Regions from separate parts of the Homo sapiens genome. Here region 1 is linked to region 2. The links are chromatin loops, found by intact Hi-C in ENCODE. Cell type or tissue: dorsolateral prefrontal cortex. All regions are shown on one strand. Links, peaks and the distances in the headings refer to the core of each region. The heading gives the core; the rest is flanking DNA. Region 1 overlaps MAGI1 (membrane associated guanylate kinase, WW and PDZ domain containing 1). Region 2 overlaps MAGI1 (membrane associated guanylate kinase, WW and PDZ domain containing 1).

Evidence for each region. Peaks named below come from ENCODE experiments on the same cell type or tissue, not always from the same donor. Only the 100,000 strongest peaks of a DNase experiment are listed, where the experiment ranks them.
Region 1: a loop joins it to region 2, with 6 times the contacts of the local background. A loop is called at or near these places in 2 of 110 quality-filtered maps.

What each region holds. Positions count from the first base shown.
Region 1 is chr3:65,574,780-65,583,116 of GRCh38, forward strand. All of the region lies in intron 2 of MAGI1 (membrane associated guanylate kinase, WW and PDZ domain containing 1), which reads right to left. Among named protein-coding and RNA genes, the nearest start is that of MAGI1-AS1, 310 kb to the right of the region's middle. In dorsolateral prefrontal cortex, for the core only: no CTCF peak of the experiment used is centred there; a DNase peak (open chromatin) is centred at 3,302; H3K27ac peaks cover 1,099 bases.
Region 2 is chr3:65,637,855-65,646,191 of GRCh38, forward strand. All of the region lies in intron 1 of MAGI1 (membrane associated guanylate kinase, WW and PDZ domain containing 1), which reads right to left. Among named protein-coding and RNA genes, the nearest start is that of MAGI1-AS1, 250 kb to the right of the region's middle. In dorsolateral prefrontal cortex, for the core only: no CTCF peak of the experiment used is centred there; no DNase peak of the experiment used is centred there; H3K27ac peaks cover 2,362 bases.

The DNA.
Region 1 (8,337 bases), core at 230-8,229, 63 kb before region 2:
ATAGAGAATCAAGAAATAAGCCCTCACATATATGGACAACTAATTACCAACAAAGATGCAAAGACAATTAAGTGGAGAAAGGAAATCTTTTCAACAAGTGACACTAAAACAATTGGACTTTCACATTTAAAAAAATTAACTTCAACTCGGAATGGATCATAGACATAAAACTAAAACCGAAAACCATAAAACTTATAGAAGAAAACTTTTGTGACTTTAGGTTAAGTAAAAACAGATATCACACCAAAACCACAATCTATTAAGGAAACAATTGGTAATTTGTATTGCTTCATAGTTAAAAATCTCTGTTCCCCAAAAGACACTGTTAAGAGGATGAAAACGTAAGGCACATATTGGGAAAAAGTATGTACAAATCACATATCTGAAAAAGGTCTTATATTCAGAATCTATAGAGTTCCAAACAAAACACCAACTAAAAAGAGAGTAAAATATTTGAATTAAACACTTTAACAAAAAAGACATATGGATGGCAAATGAGCACATGAAAAATTAGTCATTATAGAAATAAAAATTAAAACCATAATGAGGTACCAAGATATACTATTAGAAAGGTTAAAGTTAAAAAGACTGACCAAAGCAAGTATTGATGAAAATGTGGAAGAAGTGAAACTCTCCTACACTGCTGGGCAGGAATATAAAGTGATGCAATCACTCTGGGAAGGTTAAGAGATTTCTTAAAAAGAGAGATGACCATGTGACCCAGTAATTCCACCCACAGATATTTACTCAAGAGAAATGAAAGCATACATCCATATAAAGACTTACACACAAATGTTCATAGCAGCTTAATCTGTAATAGACAAACTGGAAACAAACCAAATACCTATCAATGGGTGAATAAACAAACAAAAGATGATACATCCATACCATGAGATACTACTCAGCAACAAAAATAGTGAGCTGTTGCTATATGCTACAACATGAATGGCTCTCAAAAAATTCTGCTAGTGAATGATGTATAATTCACTATTATGCTACGAATGAAGTCAGATTCCTGATGCCACAAAAAAAATACATACCACATGATTACATTCACATATAATTCTAGATAAAACAAACTTAGCACCAGATAACATGTTACTGGTTGTCTTGAAATCGGGAGATACAGGGTAGAGGAGAGTGATTATAAAGGGGCACAAGGACATTTTTGGGGGAGCTAATGTATGTTCGTTTTCTTAATTGTGGTGCTGGTTTTATGGGTATATGCACAAGTCAAGACTTATCAAATCATACATTCTAAGCATGGACAGGATATTGTATATTAATTCTACCTCAGTAAAGATGTTTTTAGAGTCATTAGATATTTGTCTAATTTTGTTTTCTAATTACTTTATGTATATATACACACAGATTTTATAAAATGTAGAGCATGCATACTTAGCATTTTTAGCGGTTTTCTGTTTGCTTCTTGTTTCTAAATATCTAATTAATCAAGTAACACGTATTAATAACCTGTTTGATAATAATTCTAACAGTGGCCCTCTGAAAATTCAGCTCAGGGTGCTAGAACAATCAATATAGTGACACCAATATCATGACATGTGTGACACATTAGCATGAAATTAGTGGTGATCCTTGTCAATCCTACGTAGACAATGCTAATCAATCCCCGCACTCTTCCTCTCTGAGCCTGAATAAAAGATTCCAGCTCTAACAGGCTGGAGCTAATACAAATGGTGAACCCGCTCTGCCATCCAGGGGTCTTGTTGATGATGCTGATGATGCCTGACTGAAGTAGGCAAATACGTTTTTATCTTCATCTTTTTGCCAGGCTGTCTCTGTGCTATCTTGTTGCTTTGCTTAAATCAAGAAAAATGGGCGTTGTACTGCTATCTGCATTTTGTCTTGCATTTAAGTAACGGTTTCCTTTAAGAGCCAATTCAGAACTCATACATTCCAGGAAGCCTCCTATTGACTAAGCTCAGGTCATAATAAACTTGACTTTTTCTGAATCCTTTCACTACTAGATTCCTTGCTACACAATACCACATTTAGGTATCTGCCACCAGGATTATTCTCTGAGCTTCACTTTTCTTACCTGTAAATTGATACTTATATTGCAGAGTTGTCTTCAGGACTAGAGATGATGTATGGTTACCCCTGGGATGTAGACTCCACAAATTCAGACATTTTGTCTAGTTTATATAACCCTAGTGCCTAGAACAGTGCCAGACACAGAGTAAGTGTTCAACAAATAGCTGTAAGTAAATATGTAAGTAGTCTTTCACATACCATGGCACATTAAGTTCGATCCACATACACACTTAATACTCTATAATAACTCAGCTACTTGAAGACAGTCACCCTAGGTGCTCTTTTTGTCCCTTGGAGTTACATTTTACTCAGGGTTTCTATAGTTAGAAGTCAAGGCAAATATCACAGGCAGAGCTGGACTAGAGTGAAACAAATGAATCATAATCCTGGAATGTAAATTTAAAGGATACGCCAAAAAAACCCTCCACATATGAAAGAAATAATATTTCATGCAATATTTTTTAAAATAAAAATAATGCAAAGAATCCATTATGAATAAAACATCAGTTTTAAACAAAGGCAAAATCAGAGCAGTGCAGGACTGAGCCATATCAAAGCCTGAGGCAAAATGAAAAATCAAACACGGCTCCTATCTTCACTTAAAATAATTTTGATTAAAAAATATTACATTAAAATATTATTTATCCTCATTACTGAGGTTTCTAGCACTCCCTTCAATTCTGTGCCGGTGGTGAGTGCCTCCTCGTGTCACCCCAATCCTGGCCCTGCACAGCTGTCAAAACAGTCCTTGAAGAATCCCTTAAACTATCCACAAAATATAATATTCTACTCTCACTAAATTCAACACCACCAGTTTGCCTTTAGTGTTAGAACAGTGCTACGTTTCTCCAGGTGAGCCCTGGATGAAGAAGATGGCTTACACTTAAGGAGCCAGGCTGTATACAAAATGTGTGTCTTTACACAGCAGACTCACACTTGGCTCATCAAGGTGCTGATGCCATGGGAGGCTTCTGGGAACTGAGAATAGTCGAACCATGTCTCTCATCTCACCCTGGCTCAGGCACAGACTCTAAGGCAGGCAGAATCAACCACATTCTTTTATTTGCCTTTATTCGCTCCTGTTTGTGGTCTGTCTCTGTCTCTCTTTCTCTCTCTCACACACTCTCACACACGACTTGTGTAACTTGAATGAATAAATAATGTGATTCTACTGGAAATGCAATGCTGTCCGCCCCTTGGCCTTCTACCCAGCATGCCTGCTTGTTGAGCGACTGACGGGTTCTGCCTCCATCCTCAGGAGCCTCAGCTCCCACAAATCACTAGTGATTTCCTCCAGCCGCCAAGACAAAGGCGACTCTGGCAACCAGGCTATGTATTCCTTTTGCTTTCCCTAAGCACCCATACCATGTTGCTTCCCATAAATTCACAGTTTTATCCTGAGATGAAATCGCACCATTTCTGCCAGGAATCACACACAGAAACATGGTTCTGTTTTGTTTCTGGACATACTGTATTTGATAAAATTAGAAAGAAATCACCCTACCAACATTTGCACACAAGAAGAAAGGGAAAAAAAAGAGGAGGGTGAAAAATCAACCAGCTATGAGATCCAGTATAGAGAAGATATCAGAAAAACATTTTTTGCAGGTTCCAAATCTTGAAGTATAAAATTATCCTCTCCTATTCTTCTTTGTTCCCACTTGTGGCATCTAGCCAATCACTAACAAATATAAGAGCTGGATGCCAACTTCAGTAAACATATTTAACCCTACAAGGAGAGACAGTCATGGGGGAAAATGAAATCTTCATGGGTCCAAGTCTCTCAATGAGAACAGATATTCAGGCCGGATGCCATGGCTCACGCCTGTAATCCTAACACTTTGGGACGCCGAGGTGGGTGGATCACTTGAGGTCAGGAGTTCAAGACCAGCCTGGCCAATATGGTGAAACCCCATCTCTACTAAAAATACAAGAAACTAGCGGGGCGTGGTGGCACATCCCTGTACCCCCAGCTACTTGGGAGGCTGAGGCACGACAATCACTTGAGCCTGGGAGATGGAGATTGCCACAAGGTGAGATCGCGCCACTACAATCCAGCCTGGGTGACAGAGTAACACTCTGTCTCCAAAGAGAGAGAGAGAGAGAGAGAGACAGAGAGAGAGAGAGAGAACGAACAGATATTCCCTGCAAGCTCTCCTAAAGCGATGCATTTTTTTGCGGGGGAGGGGTGGGGGTCACTAATACAAAACATAGACTTGGCACTGAGCCTCCCAAAGCAGAAAGAAGATTGGATAATTACATTCATACACATATCCATTGTGTATGAATCACATTGTCCAGCCCCACCACTGTGCAAATCCTGGAGTCAGAACATCTCAGATTCTACCAGCTCATCCCAAGTATTTTCCAGATAAGGTAACAGAGGCTTAGCAAGACCAGGTGACTTGTCTTACCCAGGTCATGATGGCAGCAGGTGCAACCATCTACCCAAGCTTCTGCCAAAAAACTAGGATGCTTTCTGCTGCTCTGTGGTGGGACCATTTGATCCCAGGACTGCCACATATTTGGGCCTTATACAGTTCCTTTCTGTGGTTAAGTGAAGTGATTACCCATGCCCTATGACTACCAGATACACCACACTACACAAGTGACTTCCAAAATGCAGCCAGGAGTCCCCACAGTCACAAATGTCTGTTCTTAGACCCTCTGAGACAACTGTAACAGGGATAAACACGAATGGAGAATGATCCATAAAGAACTCTCTCACTGGCCGGACTCAGTGGCTCACGCCTGTAATCCCAGCACTTTGGGAGGCCAAGGCGGGTAGGTCACCTTAGGTCAGCAGTTCGAGACCAGCCTGGCCAACATAGTGAAACCCTGTCTCTACTAAAAATGCAAAAAAGTAGCCGGGAGTGGTGACAGGAGCCTGTAATCCCAGCTACTCGGGAGGCTGAGGCAGGAGAATCACCTGAAACTGGGAGGTGGAGGTTGCAGTAGGCGAAGATCACGCCACTGCACTCTGGCCTGGGGAACAAGAGCGAAACTCCATCTCAAAAAAAAAAAAAAACTCGCTCAGTATCATTGGGACATTAAAAAAGCCAATGAAACTAGACAAGCTCACTGGCACTCTTTTTTCATTAATTACTGTATCTTTTTTCTGATTAAAAAATTATAACAATTTCACATGATCTTATGAAACTATTAGCTCTCTGAGGGCAAAGACTTTTTCTGCCTCGTTCACTGGTCTATCCCAAGTCCAGGACTTAACTCCATATTAAATAAACATTTCCTGAACAAGTTTTAAAAAGAAAAATGTATCTGTTCATTGAGAAAGTCCTGAAAACATAGGAAAAAAATTTAAAATGAAGCAAACTCTCCCATCAATTAGCAACACAGAGATAACAACTGTTAGCACTTTCCAGAATGTATTCTGTACATGTACATACAAGTTTTCAATCTAATTTGAGATGAGACTATATAAATAATTTTGTATCCCATTTGGTTTGTCTTTTCTTTTTTCTCCTTTTTTTTTTCTTGGCCAAGTAATCTCGCATCTTGCTTTTAATTTTAACCTTCTCTTCAGTTCTCTCTTCTTCAATTCAAGTGCAATGACAGCTACAGACATCAGAAGTGAGCAAATCGATACACAGTGACCCAAAGTCAAACACCAAAAGTTCTTCCTGGAGTCAAACAACTTTTGCAGAATAAAAAGAATCCTCTGAACCAGTTCTTCCTTACTCCTAACACAGGTTATTTTTTTCAATTAACAAGTCACGCAAACACCAGGACAATTAGAGCTGTACTGAACTTTGTGGTATTTTCTGCACATAAAGTAAATATATCTTTCTACCAAAGCATGAATAAAGAAGTGAAGGACAATAAAAAAAAATATGTGGCAGATACCAATCTTGGGCTATCAGATTACTCAAGCACCTCTGAATGCTTAAGACTGACAAGTCGCTTCTATAAGAATCACAGATTTTTTTGTCAGTTGTTTCTCTTACAGTGTGCACACCGGTTTCCACACATTAATGTGTACATTTCAATTCAGCAGCCTTCCCTGGTGATACCTCTGCTTGCATATCTAATAGATATTTAGATTCAAAATACCCAGAGTTAAACAATTATCTTCCCCTTCAAATGGGCTCCACCTGCAAGCCTGTCCCATCTCAGTAACGGATGACTCCAGCCCTTCTCTGAGCTTAGGGCAAAAGTCAGGATATTAATATCATCCTTTTCTCCTGTCTTATTCTCATACCACCCATCAAAAATATCTACACACCCTGTGCCAGCTCCCATCACCACTCACCTTGATAGCTGTGCAAGCCTCATAACTGGTCTTCTGCATCCAAGTTTGACTCCCTACAGTCTGAGAGGCACACTCTATATCCAAAGAGCATCCAGAATCATTCTTTGAAATGTTGAGTCAAAAAGGGGGCAGCACAAAGGACTTTTCTGGAATGATGTAGTGACGATATGACTTGTATATGAACCTTTACTAAAGATCACAGAAATGTACATGAATAAGAGAATTTTACTGTCCAGTAAAAAGGAAAATTACTGTACAAGAAAAAAAAAGGCAAATGAGGCCACGGAAGTTCTCTGCTCAAAAACCCAAAAACCTATATTGTACATGCTGAAGTTGCCACATGACCCGATTCTCTATTACTGCTTTAACTTCATCTTCTAGTACTTTCACTTCCTCTGCTCACTTTGTCCCAGCCACACTGTCCCTGCCCCCTTGCTGCTATTCATACAATTTAGGCATGGTCCTCCCTTAGTGACCTGGCACTGGCTGTTCCCTTTACCTGGAATCCCTCTTCCCCTGCCATTTGTGAAGTTAATACTCTCCACTCTATCTCTTGCACAAACATCACATTCCTAATTAAGCCCTACTGAAACCTGCCATTCATCTCCCATCAGCATACCCAATACCCCTTACCTTGCTCTATTTTTCCTTTTCCATTCACAGGCATTATCATTTTCAGATATACCATATAACTCACTTACTAATACTTTGCGGTCCTTATCTAACTCTCCCTTACTGACCTCCAGCTAGAATCTTAAACTCCCTGAGAACAACAATTTTCCTTCCAATCCTGAATATATTCCTGACACTTAGAAAAGTGCCAGGAACATAGTAGATGTTTGATAAATATCTTTTGAAAAAAAGTGTACACAACTGGAACCTAGTGTATGTCAGGCATTGCACTAGCCCCTGTGGTAGATTCAACATGTAAAATGACTGTTATTTTGTTAAATAAATGGGTTGGCCTACATAATCCCCCAGTCCTCTCTAGCTCATAAATGCATTCCAAGTGAGTGTTTTAGACATGATTATAGGCTGTACTTGAATGTAAGCGCCCTGAAGGCAAGGATTTTAGGCTGCTTTCCAGCTACTGCATTCCCTGCCCTAGAACAGTACATGGCATAGAGAAGCATGCAATATTTAGTGAATGAGTAAGCTCCCTGTGAACAAGGAATAAGAGTCTTGTATGTGTTATGTTTCTGATTCTACCCAGCACATAGGAAGAGCACCAGGCACGTGGGAGAGGCTCGGCCCTGGTTATGTACTCTACCTAGTCTCCTCATGGTTGGTTCAAAAAAATCACAGTTAGCAACAATATGCACAGGCCTTCCTCAATATTCTCAGGAGTAGTAATGGAGAGGATGATTTTAAACATGCTGCATAAGCGCTTTACTTCAGGTGGCAGCTCTTTGGAATTCCTATTAGGTGCATCACATCAAAGAGCGGCTCTCTGATGTTGACATGCCTGACGATTCTGAGTACAAAATCCAGGTCAAATAAGACTTACTGTTGAAAGCAAGCTTCTCCAGAGAAATTGCAGGGATTTCCCTTTGCATCCTGGTTACTTCAATTCTCTGTCTTGAACTTTACACCAAGGCCACTACGACCCCAAAGCCTCATGGAAGTCACCTCAGCAGTCATCTACTCCAATCACCTCTGACTGGCCATGACTGTTAAAGGTTTTGCTTCCATGAATGTGTGTTTTCCAAAGATACATACGCCACATCAGCAAATGAACGCTGACATGAGACATGACTTCTCCTTCTACAACTTCTAGAATTACAGGTATCATTGTCACACCAGTCCATCAGCACTGTGCAACACAGACATAATGTAAACCACATATATGATTTTAAGTTACGTAATGTTAAAAATAAGTCAAACCAAACAAGTGAAATGCACTTAATAGTGTATTTTCTCTAACCCAATATATCCAAACTACTGTAATTTCAACATGAAATCAATAAAAAATTATTAATGAGATATTTTGCCTTTTATCTCTCATACTAAGT
Region 2 (8,337 bases), core at 332-8,331:
TGAAATTCTTATTTATATATTTATCTTGTTTATTGTCTGTCATCCCCACCCCCCAAACCATGAGAGTTTCCTATGAAGACTGAGATCCTCTTAGCCTAGAATAGAGTCTCTTGGACTACAGGAGGAGCTGGCATAGACTATGTGACTGAACAAGTGAGTGAATAAAGGATGATACTGCTAATTAAAATGACACAGGCAGTGGCTAAAGCAGAACTAGGCAGACCTAAGTTCCCATCCTGACTTTGCCATCTGCTGCCTCTGTGTGTTCTTGGGCAACTTACTTAATCACTCTGGGTCTCCATTTCCTCATCAGAAAAATGGGGATAAGAATAGCATCTACCTGACAGGGCTGTCATGAGGACTAAATGAGAATATACAACGTAATGCTCACTAATGTGAGCTACCCTTTCCTTCATCATCTGACTTGAAAGTGACATGATTCAAATATACCTTTCATGAAATTCTATTCTCCAAGAAGGTAACAGAAAAGAATTTTTTTTAAGATTCATGATTATGACAATGTACAAAACAAATGAGTTAAACAAGCCAGCCTTTCCATATCTCCAGACTGCAAACTAATTAAAACTGGTGTGTTATCACCAGATTGCTTTCACACGCCCGCTTCTGTTTGTACTACACTGTATGGCCGAAGGTGTGCAAGCAGAGACAGAATTTCCTTCCTTCCTCCCACCTCAGGCCTCAAGTAGCTGGGACTACAGGAGTGCGCCACCATGCTCTCCTGATTTTTTTTTTTTTTTTTTTTTTTTTTTTTTCAGACAGAGTCTCGCTCTTTCACCCAGGCTGGAGTGCAGTGGTGCGATCTCAGCTCACTGCAACCTCCTCCCAGGTTCAAGTGATTCTCCTGCCTCAACCACCCAAGTAGCTGGGACTACAGGCATGTGCCACTGCACCCAGCTAACTTTTATATTTTTAGTAGAGACGGGGTTTCACCATGTTGGCCAGGCTGGTCTTGAACTCCTGACATGAGGTGATCCGCCCACCTCAGCCTCCCAAAGTGCTGGGATTACAAGCGTGAGCCACCAGGCGTGGCCGTGGCTTATTTTTTTGACTTTTAGTAGAGACAAGGTTGTGCTATGTTGCCCAGGCTGGTCTCAAAATCCTGAGCTCAAGCGATTCTCCCGCCTTGGCCTCCCCAAGTGCTGGGTTTACAGGCATGAGCCACTGCATGCTGCCCATTATTTTCATTTGCATTGCCCTGATGACTGACAATGTTAGTCTTGTCAAGTACTAACAGAAGTGTCTTTTCATTTGTTAAGTTTCTATTCAAATTGTTCATCAGTGTATATTGGTTGTCTTCTTAATGTTGACTTGTAAAGGCCCCTTATATATCCCTCATATCAGTCCCTTGCAGAAAAACATTTTTCAAGTATTCTCTCCCAGTCTGTGGTTACCAATTCATTTTCTTAATGATGCCTTTTGATGAGTGGAAATGTTCTATGTTGAAATGAAGTCTAATTTATCAATTTTTATGGTTATTTTTTCTCTATTATTAATTTACTACAGATGAGTCAGAAAACAAAATAACGAAATAGAAGAACTCTGGGCAAGGAGTCAGGGGGCCTGGATTTGAGACTTAAATCTGCACAGGTATTTGAGTTTCGGGAAGTCATCTGGGAGGGTTGATTTTATGTGTTAACTTGACTGGGCCACAGCATGTCCACGTATCTGGTCAAACAGAATTCTGGGTGTTTCTGTGATGGGGTTTTGAGATAAGGTTAACATTTGTATCAACGGACTGAGTAAGCCAGATTGCCCTCCTTAGTGTGGGTGGGCCCCATCCAATCAGTTGAAGGACTGAATAGAACAAAATTACTGTCCTTCCTCCAAATAAAAGAATTACTTTCCAGCCAGGTGCGGTGGCTCAGGCCTGTAATCCCAGCACTTTGGGAGGCCGAGGTGGGCAGATCACCTGAGGTCTGGAGTTCAAGACCAGCCTGACCAACATGGAAAAACCCCGTCTCTACTAAAAATACAAAATTAGCCAGGCGTGGTGGTGCATGCCTGTAATCCCAGCTACTCAGGAGGCTGAGGCAGGAGAATCGCTTGAACCCAGGAAGCAGAGGTTGCAGTGAGCCAAGATCGTAGCCTGGGCAACAAGCGCAAAACTCCGTCTCAAAAAAAAAAAAAAAATTACTTCCGTCTGACTGCTTTGAGCTGGGAATCAGTTTTTCCTGTGTTCAGACTAGAACTGAAACATGGGCTCTTCTTGGGTTCAGGTCCACCAGCCTTCAAACTGGGAGTACCATCAGCTCCTCTGGGTCTTCAGCTTGTCATGTGCAGGTCTTGGGATGTGCCAGTCTCTATAACTGTGTGAGCCAATTCCTTAAATGAAATCTCCTTCTCTCTATATATACATCCTACTGGTTCTGTTTCTCTAGGGAACACTGACTAATACATCATCTGCCTCCTTTAGCTCCAACATAGCATGAAGCATTCTACTCAATTCTTAATGAATATTGCTGGAATGTCTAATACATCGGCTCTAATTCACATATGTATAAATGAATAAGTTGGATTCGACAACCCCAGAGGCCTCTCCTGTTCTAAGAGCCTCTGATACTTATCTTGCTCTCACCTTTCCATTCCAATGACTCCTTTTCCCTCAGGTGTCCTCCACCAAAATTAATTCGGCTGTGCTTCTCAGAAAAAGCGACAAAGCTCCCTCCCAGCTAATCAGCTTAGAAGTAATTCTAACAGGCTCCAGCTACATAGAAACCTGTTCTGGTTTGATTGTCCTCACCTTTTTGGAAGGAAGCTGAAGAGTTCACAAAAATTCAACATTGTTGTATGTTTATTCACAACAAGGGTTGCAGCAGTTGAATTCTCTTAACTTCCTCTCCGAATATATTGCTTATATACTGACGTATTTACCCGAATCCTAAAATAACATTTTAAAACTGCAAGGAAGATACCAAATGCACCAATAAATCCAACTAACGAGTGTTCCTATTAGGGAAGAAAGTCCCTGACACATTATAGTTCCCAAAACACAGAAGGAGATCAAACGTTTGTCACTGAAACAAACTGAAATAGGTCCACACTTCAGCCTTTGGGAACTGTGACACCCTCTTTTTTGTTGCTTGATTCCAAACCAGTCCTTATGAGAAAGAAAATTATCTTTACCCATTCATGTGACTTTAAATAAATTTTGCAATGCCCTTTGAGACCAAACCACACCCTTGGAGATACCAAACCACAATTGAGAATTTTTGCTTTCTAATAAGCCTATATTAAAAAAAAAAAAGTAGGTGATGGTGACTGAGAGCTATAGTAAGAACCTGAAGGGATTCAGTTCACTAAGCTTCCCCACATGGCTCTAACAGCAAAAGCACAGAGCTGCTCTCTCTTGGGGTCCTGGAATGTTCTAACGACAAGGCATCAGCCAGGCTTACTCAGAGTGGAAGTGGCAACCGAATGTTGTTACCTCTAAGACAGGGAAGTAAACTTCAATGAACACTGAAATCACCTGGGGCATGTCTATAATAGCACCAGCGCCTAGGCCCCCACTTCAGACCAATTCAGAATCTATAGGGAAGGACTAGGCATCGGTATTTTTTTTCTAATCTCCACTAGTAATTCCAAAGTGTAGCCAGGGTTCTAAGCCTAGCCTACTTCTCAGACTGTGAATTCACGGTAGATTCACTAATTGTCAAAATATACACACAGAATCTTCTGTTGATAGAGCATCCTGTATAATCTCCTAAGATGAAGTGCCCTTAGCTTCAAAGAAGAAATATAAGACTCTGAACCAGGTGCAGAGAGTGGTACGGGAGTGAAGAACATCAATGAGATAAGGAAGTGGAAAAATTCTAACACCCTCTTAGAGTCACAGCCCTGGGAATTTAAATCGTGTTTCTGCCTGCCCTGACTAAGGAAGAAAACTGAAATTAGCTGGGTAGAAATTTCATCTAAAAGAATCAGGAGACTCCAAGTGACCTGTACTTTGATGTCTCTCACTGTGGCTCAGCCACGCTTTTCTCTTTCACACCAATTCCTGAGAAAAGTCATCAGTAACTGATATGTAGTTTGAAGAACAGACATCAAATACAAAGGATGGGTTAGGGGCCCAAGGTTTCTGCCAGGCTGTGATCGATGACAAGGAACAAGGTGAGAAAGGGCCTGCTGGGATCACAAATGCAGGGCTTTCCCACACTGAAATCATAATAATGATGTCTTAAAAGTTGCACAGGCTGACTTCTGAAGGTGCACAAAGCACCAACACATTTAGAAAGCACTGGAAAAGATGAAAGAACAAATAGAAGGCTCCCCAAAATTAAACACAACTCAACATGACTGCTGTGAGCTGGGTAATTATCTCGTTGATGGATTCTACACTCCAGCTAACACTGAACCATGTGCTACCTCAAAAGGTTTCTTCAAGCACCAGCACCAATGAATGCTTGCAGCCACTCCCATATCTTGATCAAGCCCTTCAGTGCTCACAAGAACAATCAATTTTCTTTAATGAGACATTATTCTGCCACTGGTCAAACATGCTATGACCATCAAACCTTCTATCCGGAAGACTCGAAGGGAATGAAAAGCCTTTGAGAATTTTACATCAGCAAACCAAAAATACTTAAGGCTAGCAGAAAACCATCTTCTTCAACCAGATACCAAAATTTTGAATAAAGTGTTTTTATAATGACTTAGCTAGACAGTCCGCCCTATCTATAACCTTGATATGTAAGCTCTGTTTATACATACTGAAGTCATACTGGCATCTCAAAAGTTCAAGCAAAATCAAATCATGAAAGTAAATCGGTTACATTTTCTATCCTTTTTCTTGATAAAAAGAAGGCTAGCTTAACATTTGCTTTTCTCCCCATAATTAGAAAGATTCTGGAAAGAGAAAATGTAGTCAAACAGGCTTGAGCAGAAAATAGCTTTTTTAAAAAGTGCCTTATATAAAAGAATAACAATTAAGGAATAAAGCTCCATCTCTCATTTGATAGGTATTACCTGCCTGGAAATTAAATCATACTTAGTGCTTTCTCTAGAGAAGACTTCTGTTCCAAAATGAGGGTCTAATGTTTTGAGTGGTGCAAGCCAAATCAGCTTGAAGAAACAGAAGGCTCTGCTAAGCTTTAGCAGAACAAGCCCTAACATAATATGCCAGAGAACACGTTTGACAAAACAGAAGTAGAAAAATATTTTCAAAATCAGTTCTTGGCTTAAATATAGCATTTGGCACCTCCAGTAAACACAGAGGAGAAGATCTAACTTGGTAGCACCATGTGACTTTCTGAACTGCAGCAGACCAGATGGTGGGGTGAGTTATTCATTTCTCAGCTCCTCACCCACTTTTCCCTTCCATTAGTGACTTCTCAGTTCAGGGTCCCTTAGAAGAGCTGGAAATAAAAGAACTGGATAAATACATAGAACTAGTTTTCTTAGTACTTATTATTCTACTTTAAAACCATGTTACTAGCAAACACCTCATGCCAACTCAACAGCTCTTGTTAGTAAGTGTTCTGGATTATATAGTCAAGTCAATGTCTCATTTGCTATCTACGAAAAATAAAGAGGGTGACACTTCCCCTTCTGTAAAGATAGGGCAGACATACCTTTCCCTATTCCTCCCACTAAGTACAACTATAGGCCTTGGATCTAGGAAATTAAGAAGATGTCTGAAATGTAAAGAGAAAAAGGCAGACCAACTAGGAACCTTGGGACAAACCTCAACATGGTGATGAGTTTCATGGGTTTTCTTTATGTCTCATATATCCCAGAATCAGAGCTGAAGAACCCAGGAATGGGTAAAAACCAAGTGGGATGAAGGAAAACAACAACAACAACAACAACAAAGCCTGTTCTCTCTAGCTAAAGAATTAGGGAAGAAGGAGGGAAACTGGCAATAAGGAAAACTGTTACACAATAACGGCTCTACTTCAGCCAAATACCACAGGAAAAGACTATACTTCCACCACCACCCACGCCAGCAATGATTGAATGGGGAGCTTAGAATTCCGCCCTTTTCAGACTGTATTGGGGTCACCTAATCTCTGCTCCTCATTCTGGGGTACTGTCAAAGAAGACTGAGTAAAGACAGAATCTTCGACCCCATGGGTGGAATCTCTTCTTCTCCCCACATCCCCTCTTCCTTATCCGCTCTTCATCATCTTTGGAGACCCCAGAGGAATTCAGCACTTCTGCCCCACATAGCAGTAATATGAAGTCATTCCTCCCACTGAATGTCAAAGGAAGAAGAGGAGTGGGAAACCTAGACTTCTACCCCCACTGGACTGTAACAAGGTCTCATATCTCCTTCCCCTAACAAAGTGGTGTCAGATAAAACCATCTAAAACAGAAGGTTTAAGTAAGTTTCAGTCTCATAACATAATATGCAAAATGTCCAGATTTTAATTGAAAATCACTCATCATATGAAGAATAAAAAAAACTCAACCTGAATGAAAAAGGCAAGATGACAAAAATGTTACAATTATCTGACAAGGATTTTCAAACAGTCATCCTAAAAATGATTCAAGGAACAATTATGAACACACTTGAAACAAACAAAGAAGTATAAAACCTCAGCCCAAAAAAAAAAAAAAAAACCCAGAAGACATAGCAGGGCAGGAAGCTAAGACGAGCAGATTTCTTGAGCTCAGGAGGTTGAGGCTACAGTAAGCAGTGATCGTACCACTGCACTCAGCCTGAGTGACAGAGTAAGCCCTGTTTCAAAGAAAAGAAGAGGAAGAAATAAAGATAAATAGAAATTTTAGAACTATAAATTATAACCAATGAAATAAAAAGCTCAGTTGATAGGCTCGACAAGAAAATGGAGGAGACAGTAGAAAAACATTAGTCAATTTGAAGGTAGGATATTAAAAATTAAAGGCCACGCACAGTGGCTCACGCCTGTAATCCCAGCACTTTGGGAGGCTGAGGCAGATGGATCACTGAGGTCAGGAGTTCAAGACCAGCCTGGCCAACTTGGCAAAACTCTATCTCTACCATAAATACAAAAATTAGGCTGGCATGGTGACGCACACCTATAATCCCAGTTATTTGGGAGGCTGAGGTAGGAGAATCACTTGAACCTGGGAAGCGGAGGTTGCAGTGAGCCGAGATTACACCAGTACACTCCAGCCTGGGTGACAAAGTAAGACTCCATCTCAAAAAAAAAAATAAAAAGAAAGAAAAAAAAAACAGTGAAAATGAATGGAAAAAAGAAACAGAGCCTCAGGGATCTTTGGGACTCTAACAACAGACCTAAAATTTATGTCACTGGAGGCCCAAAAGAAAGAAAGAGTTAAACATTTACTTAAAGAAATAATGACAAAACATTTCTTAAAGTTAGCAAAATATATAAAAATAGAGGTTCAAGAAGGTCAGCAAACCCAAAATAGAATGTTTTAAAAATCCACACCAAAATATACTCAAATTTTTGAGAACTGAAAGAAAAAAAATATTGAAAGCAGTGAGAGAAATACTACCTTACATAGAAAAAATAGAGTGACAGTAAATTTTTCATCAGAAACCATGGAAACCTAATAGAAAAGGGTACAACATTTTTCAAGTCCTAGAAGAAACGAACTGTCAGCCCAGAATTCTACATCCAGTAAAAATATTCTTCAGGAATGTAGGTGAAATCAAGAGATTCTCAGGTAACAAAAAATTAATAGACTTCATTGACAGTAAACCTATCCTAAAAAGATGACTAGAGAAGTTCTCTGAAATGTGGTTATAAAAGTAAGAATTTTAGGACAAAAAGAGGGAAGAAAAACAATGAAAAGAGTAAAAGTACAAGCAAATACATTTCTCTTCTCCTACTGAGTTTTCTAAATTAGGTTTGAAGCTCAACTATCTCATGTGGCTCTAAGAGTACATGGAGGAAATATTTCAGACAATGATATTATAAACCAGGATGTAAAGAGACGTAAGGTTTCAGCAATTCAGCCAAACTGGTAAAATGACCATTCTACATATAGTTATTTTATATACTTTTGAGTATATCTATTTTTACAGCCCTTTTAGTATTATATATAATGTAACACATAAAGCAATACTAAAAAGGCTAAAAAGAGATATGCTCAAAAACATTATAGATAAATCAAAATAGAATGCTAATAAATGCTCAACCCACAGGAAGAATAAAAAAGAAAATAAAAGAATAAGACAGAATAAATGAAAAATAAAAAATAAAAAGACATAATTTTTAAGGCTTAACATGTCCATAATTACATGAAGTGTAAATCACCTAAACACACCAATTAAAAGACAGAGGTTAGCAGAATAAATTTAAAAACATAACCCAACTATATTATGTTAACAAGAAACTTGCTTCAAATATAACACTATAGGCATGGTGA